Linked DNA regions of Homo sapiens: region 1 is linked to region 2. The links are chromatin loops, found by intact Hi-C in ENCODE. Cell type or tissue: ascending aorta. All regions are shown on one strand.

Region 1 (8,000 bases), 110 kb after region 2:
TAACTTTTTGCTCAGAATAAGTTCTGGAAAAGGATACATGCTTTCTACAAAGGAGAGAATAAAGGAGAGAATAAAGGAAAGAAAAGCAGCCCAACGAAGAGTAGAGGTTAAGAGAAGGAATCATATTAAATCCTCCAAAATGCCCACGTGCAATATCTAAGTGAAAATAACCTGTGACCTGGGAAGAGAAAAAAGGGACTAATGGAGGTTAAAAACAAAATTTAACAGCTACATTGGAATGATTTTCTAAAGAACCATTCCTGGATTCTTTAATCTGCTAAAATACAAAAGGATCATTGAAATATAAATGGATTGTGAGCAATAAAAAAACATATAAATATTCTTAATAAGATAAAATACATACACACATATTTCTAAGGATATATATATATATATTTATTATTATGCCCTTGAAGTCTGTCAGAGAAATGGCTGCCTGTTAAAAATATTTTCCAAGAACTTTAGGTTCCTTGAAATGTTCTATGGAAATGGTATTTATGACAAACCCACCACCTCTGGGGAACATGAGATGTTATTACTGGCAAAGTCACAATTTTTTAAACCATCCAAAAATAATTATGAATTTATGCCAAATGACGAAACTTGCTATATTATTATAATGACTAAGAGAATATTTGCTAATGTCTCAAGATCAAGGCTCAAAGTAGCCATGAACCTATAGGAAATACTGTGACACAACACTGAATTGCTAGTGGTGGTGATTTGGGATCTTTGACAGGCAGAATATTACAGCACACAAATTCACTGGAGAGGATGGCTCATGAGATATAATATATGAGATAGGAAGTGTGGATGTATGTAATGGGGTGAGAAACAGGATTTGGAGTAAAAACTACACTGGCATTCTGGCTCTGCCAATTACTCACCAGGACCTGTGGCAAATTAACTTTTTTGAGCCTCAGTTCTTATTTGTAAAATAAGAAGACGGTAATACCTGCCTCCTATGACTGTTTGCAGGACTAACACGGTACATGGCATATAAAAATTGTTCAACTAGCTGTTATTCCTAGACTATAGAGAGGAGGGCCTACTATATGTCTATTGCTTAGTTATACCCATGCTTTCAAATATGGTACCTATTTCAAAAATAGAAGAGGTATTTGTTCAAATATTTATTGAATACCAATTAAGTACCAGGTACTGTTCCCTACCAGAAATATAGTATTAAACAAAATAGACCAATGATTGACTAATCATTGAATGAGATGCGTGTGTGCGCACATACACACACACCATTACCTGCATGTAGTTTACATTCTAGTAGGAGAGACAGTAATCAATAAATACATAAAATATAGTATGCCAGATGGTACTAATGAGGTGAGGGGGAATCCAGTGGTTCCTGGGGAGACAGCGAGCACAAAAGCACACCATGCCGTGTTCTGTTTGAGGAATAGCAAAGAAGCTGGTGAGTGGGCAGAGGAGCAGAGTGAGCAAAGAGGAGAACAGTAGAAGGGGTCAGGGAGCCAAGTGGGTGGAGCAGAAAGCATGGGAATGAACAAATGAACACCAAAAACATGGTATGGGATAAGAGGAAACTCTTCTGAGGTCAACATTTTTTGTCTGGGGTTTCCGGCATGTAGCCTGGTTGTTAGGTAGAAAGAACACAGACTTCGCAGCCAGTGAATTTTTATTCTGGTCTGTTACCTGTACTGTTTGGAAAATTATTTAACCTCTGTAAATTTTAGTTTTTTGGTTTCTCCTCCATCTGCAAAATGAGAATAATAATACTTAGCTCATACAGTTGCTATAAGTATTAAGTGAGATCTAGTGGCACAGAGTAGACCTTCAATATGCTTGTTTCCTTCTCTTTATAAGCCAAGTCTCACACTCTAGTACCAGTTCCAGGGCCACCATAATGATGGCCTTGCATAGTATTAATCTGCCTGGGCCTCAGTTTTTCAACTAAGAAAATAAATGCATGTGCTCTACACAGACATTATAAAGATAGATATACAACACTCAAGCTGTTGTTATAAGTCAAATAATCTTACTGTTACAATCTATCTTAATAATTTCAAAACAGCAAAAGTATATGTCTTCCATACCTCCTACATATTAATTCCATTAAAAATAGATCCTACAAAGTTTAATTTCTTTAGCATGAAGTTGTAAAGATGTATTTAGCAACCATGTTTATTTTTATTCCCTTTTCCTGCTCCTGCTTAAGAACACTGATCCAATGGAAAGATCTCCAAGAAATGTTTGGCTGCAAAAAACAAGATGCTGAGGAACAGTGTTTGTAAGCTACTTTTGTGTAAAAAGGGGAGAGCATAAGAATCTTTATTTATGTTTGCTTATGTACTCATAAAGAAACTCTACAAGTACATAAGAGAAACTAGTATCAGTGGTTACAGTTGGGGAGATGAACGATGTGGTAAGAGGAAGACTGTTCCTAGTATACGTTTTAATACACACATTTTGAAATATGTGTCAAATATTTAGGAATACTAATTTAATCTAAAAATCCATAATTGAAATTTAAAGAGTTAAAAGTACACAAAATAGACTGAAAAATTAATTATCCAACAATATGAAAACCCCAAATGACCTATTTCTCAGACAACTAGGGTATCTTTCAATCTGCTGCTTTGTATTTTCTTCTGAAGAGTCAAAAAAATTATAAAATATCCTTAATAGTCTACTTGACATTTTTGACTATGGAAACCAAGCCCAGGAATAGTATATACAGTGTACTAACCCAGTCAACCCACCCAGACTTTGAGTCCCCACGTACAGGAGTCCCCAACCCCAGGGCCGAAGACCAGTACCAGTTTGAGGCCTATTACCGGGTCACATAGCAGGAGGTGAGCAGCGGGATGAGGCAGCATTACTGCCTGAACTCTGCCTCCTGTTAGATCAGCAGCAGCATTAGGTTCTCATAGGAGTGTGAACCCTATTGTGAACTGTGCAGGTGAGGGATCTAGGTTGCATGCTCCTTATGAGAATCTAATGCCTGATGATCCGAGTGGGACAGTTTCATCCCAAAACCATCCACCACCACCACCCTCTCCCATGTCCATGGAAAAACTGTCTTTGACAAAACTGGTCCCTGGTGCCAAAAAGGTTGGGGACCGCTGCCTAAGTAGACCAAGTCTATGAGTATCTAAACCCAGCAGACAAAGTACACATTCACATCCAAAAAATGAAGAGCAGGAGTAAGATGAGCAGAGCATCAGTGAGGCTTTGGGAAGGTCAACTATTAGCATCCATTTTGATATGCTGGCATTTCATTGGATATTGGACATTCACAGCATCATTCTCTTCCAGGAAGGGAGAAGAGCTGTGGAGTAGATCTGTGAGCAAAAGAGAAATGGAAGACAGTGGCTGATCCCAAATACATTTGAGTAGCAGATAATTAAGAAGAGTTATACAGGCCAGAGACAACGAACACAAAGAATCTAACAGTCTACCCAAAAATTATGCCCTAAAACAGTGACTTCTCAACCAGACTCAATTTCTCTGCAATGTCTGGAGACATTCAGTAGTTGTCTGGAGACATTCAGTAGTTGTCACAACTGAGCTGGAGGTACTGTGTTGCTCCTGGCATTTAGTAGGTAGAGATCAGGGATGCTGCTAAACACCCTACAGTGTACAGGACAGCCCCTACAACAAAGAATTAACCAAAATGTCAACAATGCTAAGGCTGAGAAACTCTGACCTAAAATGACAATCATTATGACTAACCATGTGCATAGCTGAAAAGATCCATGAAAAGCCTTAAAATAGATCGCAATAAACATTATGTAGTCATATCTTTCATTCCAATGTGATTTGTGCTATTCTTCCCCCAGCTGACCCCTACTTTAGGTCAGCTCATTGTGACTGACGTTGTCTCACTGTGTTGTCTCACTGTCCTACTTTTTTTTCCAATATGCCAAGCAAGTAGCACTTATTTTTATTTGATTTGATTTTTTAAATGAAAATTAAAACTATATTTAGGGCCTATAACATGATGTTTTTATATATCTAGATATTGTGGAATGGCTAAATCAAGCTAATTAGCGTATTTGTTACCTTACATACTTATCATTTTTTTGTGGTGAGAACATCTAAAACCTACTCTTTTAGTACTCACCATCCTACTTCTAATGAGAACGGACATGTATTGTGCCAGGCACTATGATAAGGACTTTTTGTATGGATTGTTTTTTATTAATCTTCAGAACAACCCTATTGTGAGGGAGGCTCTAATATTATCCCCATTCTACAGATGAAGAAAATGAGACTTGTAGGGAGGTTAAATTGCTTGCTCAAGTCACACTAGACAGAAGTTGGAAAGCCGGGATTCAGCTGCAAAAACTGAACTCCAGAGTCTGAATTTCTCGCTCTGCACTGCCCTGCCCTGCCTCTCATAGTTTTCCACTGTCTCGTTCCTATTGGTGCTTCGGTACTAGAGAGTGTACATGCTGTCAGTCATTCCACCTGCCCTCTGCCACCTGCACTGTTTACTGCAATCTCTTGCTGGGGGTAATAGGGAACAGGCAGTAGGGAAGACATTATCCCTGTCTTAAAGAAGGCTACCTTGGGCAAACAGACAAGATACAGAAGAACGCAGATCACAGAGAGTACAAAATCAACTGCAGAGAGTGGGAGGAAGGAATGGAGACAATGATAAACAATGAAAGCATTAGGAACCTGAGGACAAGCCCAGGAGGAGCACCATCACAATGCTAGGTGTAAAGGCAGCTCTGTATGCCATGAACTAGGAGGCACTTTCAGGAATACACACACATCTGTGATAATACAAGGCATCACATGCTGAGTGGCTTTTTGGATACTTCTCCCTAGAGGGACAGGGCAGCCAGGGGAAGGCATCATGGCTGTGGAAGGCCCAGGTAGGCTTTGGAGGATTAAGGGGACATCTACCTGAAACTGTTAGTCTGACAAAGACCTAAAGTCTTAATCTGTTGGAAGACAGGTAATTTTTTTTGGGAGGGCGGGGGTGTATTAACAATCAAAATGGAAAGTATGGAAAAGAGGAAACTTTGATTTAAGGGATCTTTTCTAAATAATCAAGAACCCCAATTCAGAGTGGTGGTGGGAGCAGGGGGTGGGGGAGGAAAACAAAAAGAAAAGTGAGAAAAATGAGTAGACTCTCTAGCACAGCAGTGTATTCACAGTAATTAACTTTTTAAAAGCTCCTTCTTGATAGATGTCATCTGAGTAAACGGCATAAAGAAAACTTCATTTGAGTAGGTATTTTTAATAAGAAAAATTAAAAGAGTGATAGGAGAGGCACAATATTCACGGTATTAAATGAACATCCATTGTCCAAAGGTTCTTACTAGAAAGCTCCCTAACAATACAGTACTGCAGAAGTCAAAACACATTATTTAGGCAGTAATTATCCTGGTACAAATTTACATGTGCTGTACTTGTTGTCACTCCCCTGTCAGTTCCAGTTTCTTCTTCCAGGTCTAGCCTGAGCATCTTTTCAAGTCTCCACCTGGCCCTTTCATAGCAGCATGGACAGTGTCTTTTCTAGCCCAGAATCATGGGCACCTCCTTTGTTCTCAAGATGAAAATATTCTCCTTGTAGCTGCCTAACTACCCAAGTTCTGTGCCTGTGGACCCTCAGACTGGCCTTTTACTTGTTCTGGAACCTCACCTTTCAGAGACCCTTTTTCTCAGTTACTTTGCTCCTTTTTCTGCTCTTAAAAGAGTGAGATTTGCCTCAATTCCAGTCCTTGTGCTCAATTTGAGGATTTCAGTACCGCTTTTTAGAATCCTGATTCTCTGCTAAAAGCTACCAAGCTCCTTATAATTAATGGGTCATTTGACTATTTCCATCTTATTTCACTTCTCCTGACCTCTGGGGGGCCTAGTAAGATTAATCGTTCAGGTGATGAAGAGTAATGACTAACAGTATACCATTTTTACCATATATTCCTCTGACACCAAGCTAAAGCCTCCTTCTTAACTTCCTGCCCTAATTCTTATTTCACAATGAAGGAAAATAGTATTAACCCAAATTGCTGGGTCTGGACCCATTTATGGTATCTCTAAAGGATCTCAGTGATGATGACAGGATCTTCAGTAACAAGGACATAAAGCAGACATAGATGTACACTCATATTCAACTAGCAGATGCCAAAAAAAGTGTTACTGTTCTACTGATCTTGCTGACTAAGTCAAATGAATTGTACATTACATTATGGCTATGGTATGCTGTAGCTGTAATTTTTAGAAAACCTTTGACTTGTGAAATACAAGGAAGCAGCATACACAGAATAAAAAAGACGGGTCACAGCTATTTTTATGAGTGCTCTTAAAATTTAGACTAAACAGTGAAAAGTCCCATAGAAAAAGCAGGGAGGAAAGCAAGGAAACATAAATTATAGGCCTGATACCAAAATTTATCTCAAATAAAGAAGCTTTCCAATAAATTCCATGTAATTACTCTGCAAACTGCTAGAAATCCATGGTTATTTAACCATGAACACAGCTACTATCAACGCAACACAGTTAAAATTATGTATTAGACAAGAATTGCTAAAAGATAAAATGGGATATAATCATAATCAGGCTATCAAAGTCTAGCTGTGAGAGCAGATATAAAAATAAATAAAGGAGTGTGATGTATGCAGTTTTCTGCTTAGTAATCAACATATTAAATCAGGAAGAAAAAGTAATGTATTAAACTAGCTCTGGAATAATGAGAACAAATACAGGAATTTAAGCCCATCAAAATGAAGTTACATACTTAGGACTAGGGTGACTGTTACACTGTTTCAAACATCTTAAGACCAAACAAGCTTTGGTATCATCATACTATTTGGTTGTTACTGGGAGAATACTGTAAGTATGATCAGACTGATCTGTGCAAGAATACAGGCAGGTTTTGGGGAAAAAAGAACTGACAAATAGCAAGTACAGTGCCTTGCACATAGTAGCTGTCACTGTATTTGTCTCATCAAGGTCTGAAATGAATTAAATGTCAGCTGAACTGCATAGCACTATGGATGGACCCATTTATAAAAACCAGGCAACTTAGTGGTTTCCATACTCTTATTTCAAATTGGAGTTTCAAACAAAACACAATGTCTTATGAAAACAGTTTTGTCATTTAGGACTTTTCTGTGGACTGGGAGAGAACATTTGAAGGCAGAGAATCTCCCATCTATGTTTGACGGTTAGCAAGTGACTGGCTTTATTAATGATGGAAACATCAAAGCAGTGACTAAGCCAGTGAATTGGGGGACTTCATCAGGATGAAGCAAAAGGCTGACAGAAGAAGCACAAGGTGACAGCCCAAACCAGACGCTTTTCCAGAGAAAGACAAATTTGCCACTGATGTTTCAACTGTCTATCCTCTGGAGTAATGGTTCTTAAAGTGTGGCCCCCTTTGAGAGTGAAGAAGATATCTTCATAATAACACAACCTTTTTCTCTCTCATTCTCTCAGAAGTGTATATGGAGTTTTCCAGAGGCTCCATGACGTGTGATGATTTCTCTGACAGCTAATGGAATGTGTGAAACAGATCTGAGGATACAGCTGTCTTCAATTAAGCCAGACATTAGTTGCAGAAATGTAAAACAATGCAACTCTTCTCACTAAATAATTTTGTAAAAGTATTTTTTCATAAAAATATGTTATTTAGCAGATGATGGATTTATTATTATTTATTATTTTTAACAAATGATTTTTTTTAAATTTTATTTTTGAGACAGAGTCTTGCTGTGTCGCCCAGGCTGGAGTGCAGTGGTGTGATCTCAGCTCATTGCAACCTCTGCCTCACGGGTTCAAGCAATTCTCCTGCCTCAGCCTCCCAAGTAGCTGGGACCACAGGCACGTGCCACCATGCCCAGCTAATTTTTTGTATTTTTAGTGGAGACAGGGTTTCACCATGTTAGCCAGGATGGTCTCGATCTCCTCACCTCATGATCCGCCTGCCTCAGCCTCCCAAAGTGCTGGGATTATAGGTGTGAGCCACTGCATCTGGCACTAATGAGTATTTTTAAAATCTTAGTTTGAAT
Region 2 (8,000 bases):
TATTTTTAGTAGAGACGGGGTTTCACCATGTTAGCCAGGATGGTCTCGATCTCCTGACCTAGTGATCCGCCCGCCTTGGCCTCCCAAAGTGCTGGGATTACAGGCGTGAGCCACCACGCCCAGCCCCCATATTCTCTTAAGAGACACCAAAACCTGCCAATCCTTGCTGTTAAATATCTTGTGAATACAGCCCCTCCTCTTCAATCACACAGGTAGGAGCACTGCCAAGCCCTATTCCTTCACATGAATGACTGCAACAGCTTCCTAACCCATCTTCCCACCTCTAGTCTTTTTCCCTTTAATTGCATCCACACCAACATTTATCTATAATATCCTCACAACATTTTGCTTCTTAAAATCTTTCTGTGGCTGGCTGTAGCAGATAGTATAATGTTTAAGGTCTTTAGAATGGTAAAAAGTCCTTTGAGGTCTATCGTAGCACGCTCTCTTAAGTACTCTACCTCTCTCCCAGCCCAGTTCATATCCCATATACAGAATGTCTTGTCATTTACTGAATGGTTTTCCTTGCTCTTTTTAAACTCTTGTGACCCTGTACATGCAAGGTCTAGAACTATTTTCCTACTTATCTACTAGTAAACTACAAGGAAAGCAGGGATATGCTAGGTTTCAGTTAGGCAAAATGTAGAGAAAGTGTTCTGCAATTAGGTAGAAGTAGTTTGGGAGTGAAAGCGAACACAAATAGGGTGGGGAAGCACAGAGTATGTGAGAATGAGACTTCAAAACTGACTAGTGAACCACATTCATTTCCTTTACAGCATTTATCTCAGTTATTACATGCTTAAGAGGAGTTTGGTCTCATCCACCTCACACACCAGAAGGCCTGAAGGGCAGTGAGGGTAAGGTGGGCATTCCCTATTCAGAGTGATTGCAGCCTCTAAAGCCAGACTGCCTGGGTCTGAAACTGAGCTCCAAAACTTATCAGATGACTTTGGGCAAATTACTTATTATTTCTATGCCTTCACTTTCTCAGCTGCAAAATGATAACCCATTTCAGAAGGTAGTTGTGAGAATGAATGATTTAATGCACGCAAAGTATGAGGTTGAACCATATGAAATTACTATTTTTATATGTCAAAATACTCAAATATCAACAAGTTTATATGGCTTATCCAAATTTTAAGCCAATGCCTAACTGATTATTCCTTTTTATAATGCTTCTAAACCATTACTCCCTAATGCCTCTGATGTAACAGCCTCATTTGTTGAATTTCATATTATCCAATTATCTTTTCTCATTGATGTCCCCCTGCTAATATCCTGGTCCCTCCATAACACTTATTCATGACTAGGGCACTTGGCAACAATCTTTAACATACCCTTTGTGACAATGAGTGACTTCAGTATCCATCTAGACAAGCCATCCAATAAACTATAAATTCCTCACCTTCTTCATCTCCATGGTCACAGATTTCCAAGGTCAAACCCTGCAACTAATTATCTAGTGGGGCTGCTTCCTATCCATTATGTGAAGATGACCACAATCTCTGATCCTTCCAGGCTCCCCGTGCCTTTGCCCTTACTACCTCTGCTCTCCAATCTCTGGAAAACCATAGTTCCTTGACCTCTTTCCTGGCCTCACTGCTTTACCCAGTTGGGATAGCACGGCTCATTACTTCAACCATTCTTTCACTAATATCTTTAGAATCAATTCAAACGTAGACTTCTGTATTTCTGTGACCAATCTGTTGAGCTCAGCTGGAAAAAAAAGTCAGCTTTCAGATTGACGCAACTATATAAATCTGCAGTCCTCAATCTCAAATAGGCCATCAACGTGGCTCAACCTCCTACTCATTCTTGCTTAGCTTGCTCTTATTTTACTAAGCAATGTTACCAAACTGTCATATTGCTCAAGAGCCCAAACAAGGCTACATCCTTCTCTGCAGATGACATCATTTTCTACTTCAATAAGAGAATTATACATACATTATCCCAATATTGTTCCCCTCCCCTTCTTAGATATGCCTGGACCTGTCCTTGTGCACTTTCTTTCAATGACAGGATGAGGTATTCTTACTCCAGGTCAAGATCCTGCCCTGCCCTCCACACATGGCCCCCCTTTTCAGCACTCCCAGGACCGAGCTCCATTAATTATCCCCTTTACTTCCTAAATCTTTAAATTCTCAGTGCCTATTTACTCTTTCCTCTAAGCCCAGAAACCCATTTAAATCTTTTATCAAATGAATTTTTTTTTCTTTTTGCTTCTTGAACCTGGGTTGCACCCCAGAAACCATACCCTTCCTTCTCTTCTAAGGCAAGTGACTTGAAAGAGAGGTTTGTGCTAACCCTTCTCAACTTTCTTACCCTACCCATTTACTTTAAAACAAGACACAATGTCATTCTGCCCTGGCCACTGGACTGAAACTTCTCTGATGAGACACCAGTGAACTCCATAATGCCACACCTGAGGAAAATGTATCAATTCTCTCCTCTCATTTTTTCTTATTTCTCTGTTTTTTCCTTTCCAGTCTCCCTCATGGGTTCCTTGTCTTTTGTTTGCTTCTTAAATGTCTGTATTACTCAAGGCTTCACCCATGGTAATTTGTTCATTCTATATATTCTCCTTGTGCAATTTCATTTGCTCTTGATTTTAAACACCACTGATATGGGGTGACTTCCAAATCTGTATTTCCAGCCCAGATTACCTCCCATCACCTTCCATGTTTATTTACCTGGATAGCCTGCCTGCAAGGACTTAAACCCAACATATCATTCAGTCTTTTTTTTTTTTTTCCCCCAAAAACATAGTTTTTCAGGACCTACTTCATACTACTATTCAACAGTAAACAAGACAGCAAAACAGGTCCTTTATCTTAATCCCTGTTTCTCACTCGTACCCCTAAGTACAATTTAGGCTACAATAAGACCAAACTTTCTGTAGTTTGCCATTTTTTTGTTCAAAGAAGGTTAAACACTGAGGGCGTATGAACATACTACTCTCCCAGCCTGGAATTCCCTTCCCATGTTCTTTTCAATTCTTAAGACTTTAGGAGAAGTCTCATCCTCCAAGGTACCTTCCCTAAATTGCCACGTAAGGCTAGGTGCCCTTGATCACTGCCTTTACTAGAATGTGCTAAAACTATCTCTTTGTACATGTTTTCCCCAAGGATCCCTAAGGCAGAGATTGTATCTCTCTGTGAACAGCATACTGCTTGGTACATGAGTAATACATGTTTGAGATTGCCCAAGTAGATGTGCTGAAGTACTGTGATGCTTTTCTGACACTCCCACATACCGTTGCACTTATCTATTTGTAAATCCTACTCCTTCTCCTTGCTAATACCAGGTTAACTTTCCTGAGCATGTTGTGTCTCTTTCATTCTCCACATCACTCAAAATCATGTATATAAAAGGCACTCAAGGAGTATTGGTTGAATTGAGGTGAAATAAACAGATAAAACACTCCACATCTACATTTCTATTTCTGGGATCCATTAGTGTCATTCTGTAGCTCTGAGCTAAGATTTCTCAGGTGTCTTTCAGCTACTACCAAGGCCCAAAGAACGTTATCAAAAAATGTCCAGACTGTTCTTCAATCTCTGCATGTGTCGTGAGAGACCATTCCAATTGCATATGTGGGATTTCCCATCCAGGTGTAGGGACTCACCATATTCCTCAATTCACAAAACAAGGAGCCAGGAGGGGACTCTTAGTGGAACAAAAAATTCAGTTGACCCACTGGATCACTATGTACCATATTTCTTCCTGCAATGCATTAAATTCAGGCTCTTATGGCCTAAGTTCATTTCCAAAAAGTGAACACTTCTATTTACTCTTCACGAGAAGCTTCTCTCTCAATGCATGTAAAGTGCTTTGAGCTCTCTGTGAAAGGAATGATGTAAACACAAGGCATTATTACCAACACTATCCTCTAAATAACCTCATGAGGTAAGTATTAATATCAGAGGGACTATTATTTTACAGGCAGAGAAATCAGCTGATTTGCTCAAAGTCAGAGGTGGGGCTAAGAGCCAAGAACACATTCCAAGAGTCCTTTGCTTATTATATCCATTGCCAGACCTAATCCAAGCTTTTCAGAAAGTTCTTCTTAGAGTGTGAAGAGAGTCTGAGAACTTTATCCTTTCTTTTTCAGACTGTTCTTGCCCCATATCCTTTCCCTCTCTTATCATTTCTTCTCAATAGGGATCCAAAAGAGAATGCAATGATCACCTAACAGCCATCCAATCCCCCACCTGTATAGCATGTGGGGCAGTACAGAGGTTCAGTCAGGCATACTCCATCTATTTTCACCCAGACTTTACAATCCAGGCTGCTCGGAGTTCTGCCAGCTTGAGTTAGTTCAGTTCGAGTAAATCTCTAAGTCGTTCAAGTACGGCATGCTCTGTTGAATTAATTTTCTTCAGTTACGTCTTGTATACGTGGCCCATATAACTTTACAGAGATCCTGCTCACCAAATGATTTTTCAAATCTGACACACTACATTTATTAGAATGATTCTATTTTCATCCACCTAGTTTTAAAATCTGCTAGAGTTTGAAGGTTGAAAATGCCATGTAAATGTGGCATCTTAAATCAAACTGTATATACAGAGCGAAGGGTTCTGAGTAACAGTAATAATAGTTGTCCTACTTGTTGAATGTTTATAAAGTTAATTGTTAGTGATGAGTGAACTCAGTCTAAGTCTCCGTACTATTTTGACGGGGCTCTGCACAAAAACAATCATTTCTGGGGAAGGAGAAATCTTCTAGACTGAATTATATCTAGTTCTAACCTCTAAAACTATATATAGCCGAAAAAAAAAATCTATCCATCAATTTTCTGGAAGGGTTCAGGCTTCAGATGGAGCAGTGGGGCTATGAAAGAAACAGAAAGGAAGGGCTACTGGTGGTGGAGGCTGCTTTGCCCCAGGAGATCTGCCTGGAGTTGACCATTTCAACTTCCAGCCATGACAAGCTCCCATGCCCAGCCTCTGCAGCCTGCTTAGGTTCCTTCCCAAACTCCTCCCAAGTTAAGAAACAACTTATCTAAGGAATTACTCACCTACAAGTTGTGAACATTTTATTTACCTTTCCTAAGAGATATTGTGAGAGAGATATCCCTGTAAATATCACTTTCTGTGTTACAACACTGTTGTGCTGTACCCCTATTAACCTCAGCAGGGAAGGCACTAGGTTCAAGAGGCTGAAGAAAAGACCCAGAGGCAGCAAATGAGACATGGGGTTTACTAGGGGCTTACATATGGGGAGAGAGTGGAGAACTGGTGGCAGGCGGGACAGGAGAACTGCCTTATGTACAGAAATGGTCCAGTGGCGGCAGGCTGGACAACATGACTGCATGGCCAGTGGCTGCGGGCTGGGCAGGAAAACTGCAACTGCTTGCAAACAGCATGCAGTTTATAAAGCATTTTCATTTAACACCCTCCCCCTAATGACCTCCATCTGGTAACCTTCATTTAACCTAAAACTCAGGGCCTTAATCCCCAATAAGCCCATGTTCCACAGGATGAGCAGGGGGCTCAGATATTTATCATAGTAAGGAATGAATCTCCGAGTTGGCCATTCCTGGATTCCCTACCTTGGAACACACATTCAGGTGCACTGGCCATACATGGTCATTCTAAGGGTATGCTTAAATTGCTGCTATCAGGTATGTTTACCCTACAAACAAACAAATGAAGAAAAGTATCTGGAAGAAATTCAGAGATAGCTACAAATTTAACATTTATCTCAATTCCAAAGGTCTGGAAAATCAGTCATGACCTTGAAGAACATGCTGGTACATCCACAGAGTACACTACGCCAGAAGCAGCACATGCCATAGCACCTGACTGGGCAACAGAGAGAAATGTGACAGCCTGCACCAGTAAGAACACAGGCCAACCTTTCATTCTTGATAAAAAATTATAAAACTCCCACATATACAAAGAACACAGGAAAGAAAGTCATAAACCACTTGGACTCAAAGGAAAAATACCTGACTCATATATTTGTTTCACAATTTAAGCACATATCCCTCATCTCACAGTGGGGACTAAGTGATATGCTTGGCTAGTAGGATTAACATTGCTTCAGAAAACATTTTCCTGGACCAATGTAATCTTTCAAGGTAATTACTAGAAAATAACACTTGTAAATTTCCTTTAAAACTTTATAAGGTATCATAATTTATTTACAGATACAGCAGTATCTAAGTATATCAGGTACTTCAAGAAATACAATGAAAAGGATCATGTTTCTTTTTGGTTTGAAGAACAATTTTTATACAGAGTCTTAAAGCCTGGGAAACTATTGTATCTGTGCACTATGGGACTGATGTTCAAGTGATCTAATATTAACTTAGGAAAGAGTTTTTCCACAGTTACAGGGAGCATAGTAGATGAGAGGTGTGTGAAGGTATGATCCCCCTTGGGTAGCCTGGAGGTTTCTGGGCATTAGTCTCCTAGGGGACCTCTTTCTTCGGCTGCCCTCCAAAGCCTCCTTTGTTTACCATACTGTTCTAGACAAATATTCCCAGCTTCTCTGTGAGCCATATTGAGAAACAGGTTGGGAAGCTCTAGCTTAGGAAACACATTTCCTTTTGGCCCTAGACACACAGAGAAGATCACTACAAGAACCTGATTCAATGTCAGAGTGATATGGTGCAAAGAACAGAGTGAGGAATGAGATTTGGGTTTTGGCACAGGCTTTCTCACTACCTAGCTCTGAGCCCTGAGCAGATCACTTACCTGTCAGGACCTTGACTGCCTCACTATAATGTAAGTGGTTTGGCCTTGATCCTGTTTAAGGACCCATCCTAAACATCACCTAGCCCAGTACAAGGCATATGGTACTCAAGAGACTTAGAAATCCCTAAGTCTCTGAGTACCATATGCCTTGTACTGGGCTAGGGAGAAACTAGACACAGACACTGTCCCTATTCTCATGGAACCTGTAACCTAGCTAGAGGTAAGATCATTAATCAAGATAAATATTGATAAATAAAAATTAAATCTAACTGAAGCGTAATGGATTTGGAAGATAGAATTATCACTGCTTATAAAAACTCAATGTACTTCCTACTGAGCATATAAGTCTATAGGGTAAATCTGCACCACAGAACGAGTCTATGCCCTCTGTTTTTATTTAATCACATAACAATTATTATGTTCAAATATTCAAACATGGGCTTGAAGATTATAAAGTCATGTGAAATCAGCTTCACCTTGGTTGTACCTGGGAGCTCCTGCCTGGCCTACTGATCATTTTCGTTATGACACATTTTAATTAAGTCATTAACAAATGGATGTGGCTGGGCGCGGTGGCTCACACCTGTAATCCCAGGACTTTGGGAGGCTGAGGCAGGCAGATCACAAGATGAGGAGTTCAAGACCAGCTTGGCCAACATGGTGAAACCCTGTCTCTGCTAAAAATACAAAAATTAGCTGAGCATGGTGGCGTGTGCCTGTAATCCCCAGCTACTCAGGAAGCTGAGACAGGAGAATTGCTCGAACCAGGACCCTGGAGGCGAGGCTGCAGTGAACCGAGATCACGCCACTGCACTCCAGCCTGGGCTACAGAGCGACACTCCGTCTAAAAAAAAAGAAAAAAAAAATGGATGCATATTCAGGTAACACCATCAAGGCAAAGAGGAGTGCTAAAAGTCTTCTCTGACACAAAATGTAAATATCCCGCTCAATCAACATTCTTTCTTATCCTTCTAATACTTTCAAGCAGTTGCTCCCACTTCACTTCTTTTTGGACCCACAGAGACCGTCAGCCCCTTACTTCTGTGCTATATCCTTATATAACAGCCCACTCTTATTTTTACTTCTTTTCCTATATAGCACAGGCTCCACGGATCATGACTTCAAACTTTCTCTTATTTATCTTCATCCCTTCTGTTCCCAAGAAGCACTTACCTGCATATATCCACCACATGGGATCAGTCAACACTAGGGTAAAATCACTGCTAGTGGAAAACCACACACTATTCTGGGGCAACTATACCTTCATGGTTGCTAGCATTAAGTGGCTTGATTTGG

What was found. Hi-C counts contacts between places; a loop is a spot of excess contacts. Peaks named below come from ENCODE experiments on the same cell type or tissue, not always from the same donor. Only the 100,000 strongest peaks of a DNase experiment are listed, where the experiment ranks them.
Region 1: it touches region 2 in a loop (2.3-fold over the local background); 4 of 110 quality-filtered maps call a loop at or near these places.

The regions. Positions count from the first base shown.
Region 1 is chr3:99,858,152-99,866,151 of GRCh38, reverse strand. The region is part of intron 1 of CMSS1 (cms1 ribosomal small subunit homolog); the gene reads right to left. The region is part of intron 4 of FILIP1L (filamin A interacting protein 1 like); the gene reads left to right. All of the region lies in intron 1 of LOC105374010 (a long non-coding RNA gene), which reads right to left. Among named protein-coding and RNA genes, the nearest start is that of HP09053, 38 kb to the right of the region's middle. In ascending aorta, no CTCF peak of the experiment used is centred here; no DNase peak of the experiment used is centred here; H3K4me3 peaks cover 6,898 bases; H3K27ac peaks cover 8,000 bases.
Region 2 is chr3:99,963,181-99,971,180 of GRCh38, reverse strand. The region is part of intron 1 of CMSS1 (cms1 ribosomal small subunit homolog); the gene reads right to left. The region is part of intron 1 of FILIP1L (filamin A interacting protein 1 like); the gene reads left to right. It overlaps MIR3921 (microRNA 3921), which reads left to right and starts at 6,783; the gene lies at 6,783-6,867. All of the region lies in intron 1 of LOC105374010 (a long non-coding RNA gene), which reads right to left. In ascending aorta, no CTCF peak of the experiment used is centred here; DNase peaks (open chromatin) are centred at 3,992, 4,290, 5,249, 5,803 and 1 weaker place; H3K4me3 peaks cover 678 bases; H3K27ac peaks cover 6,922 bases.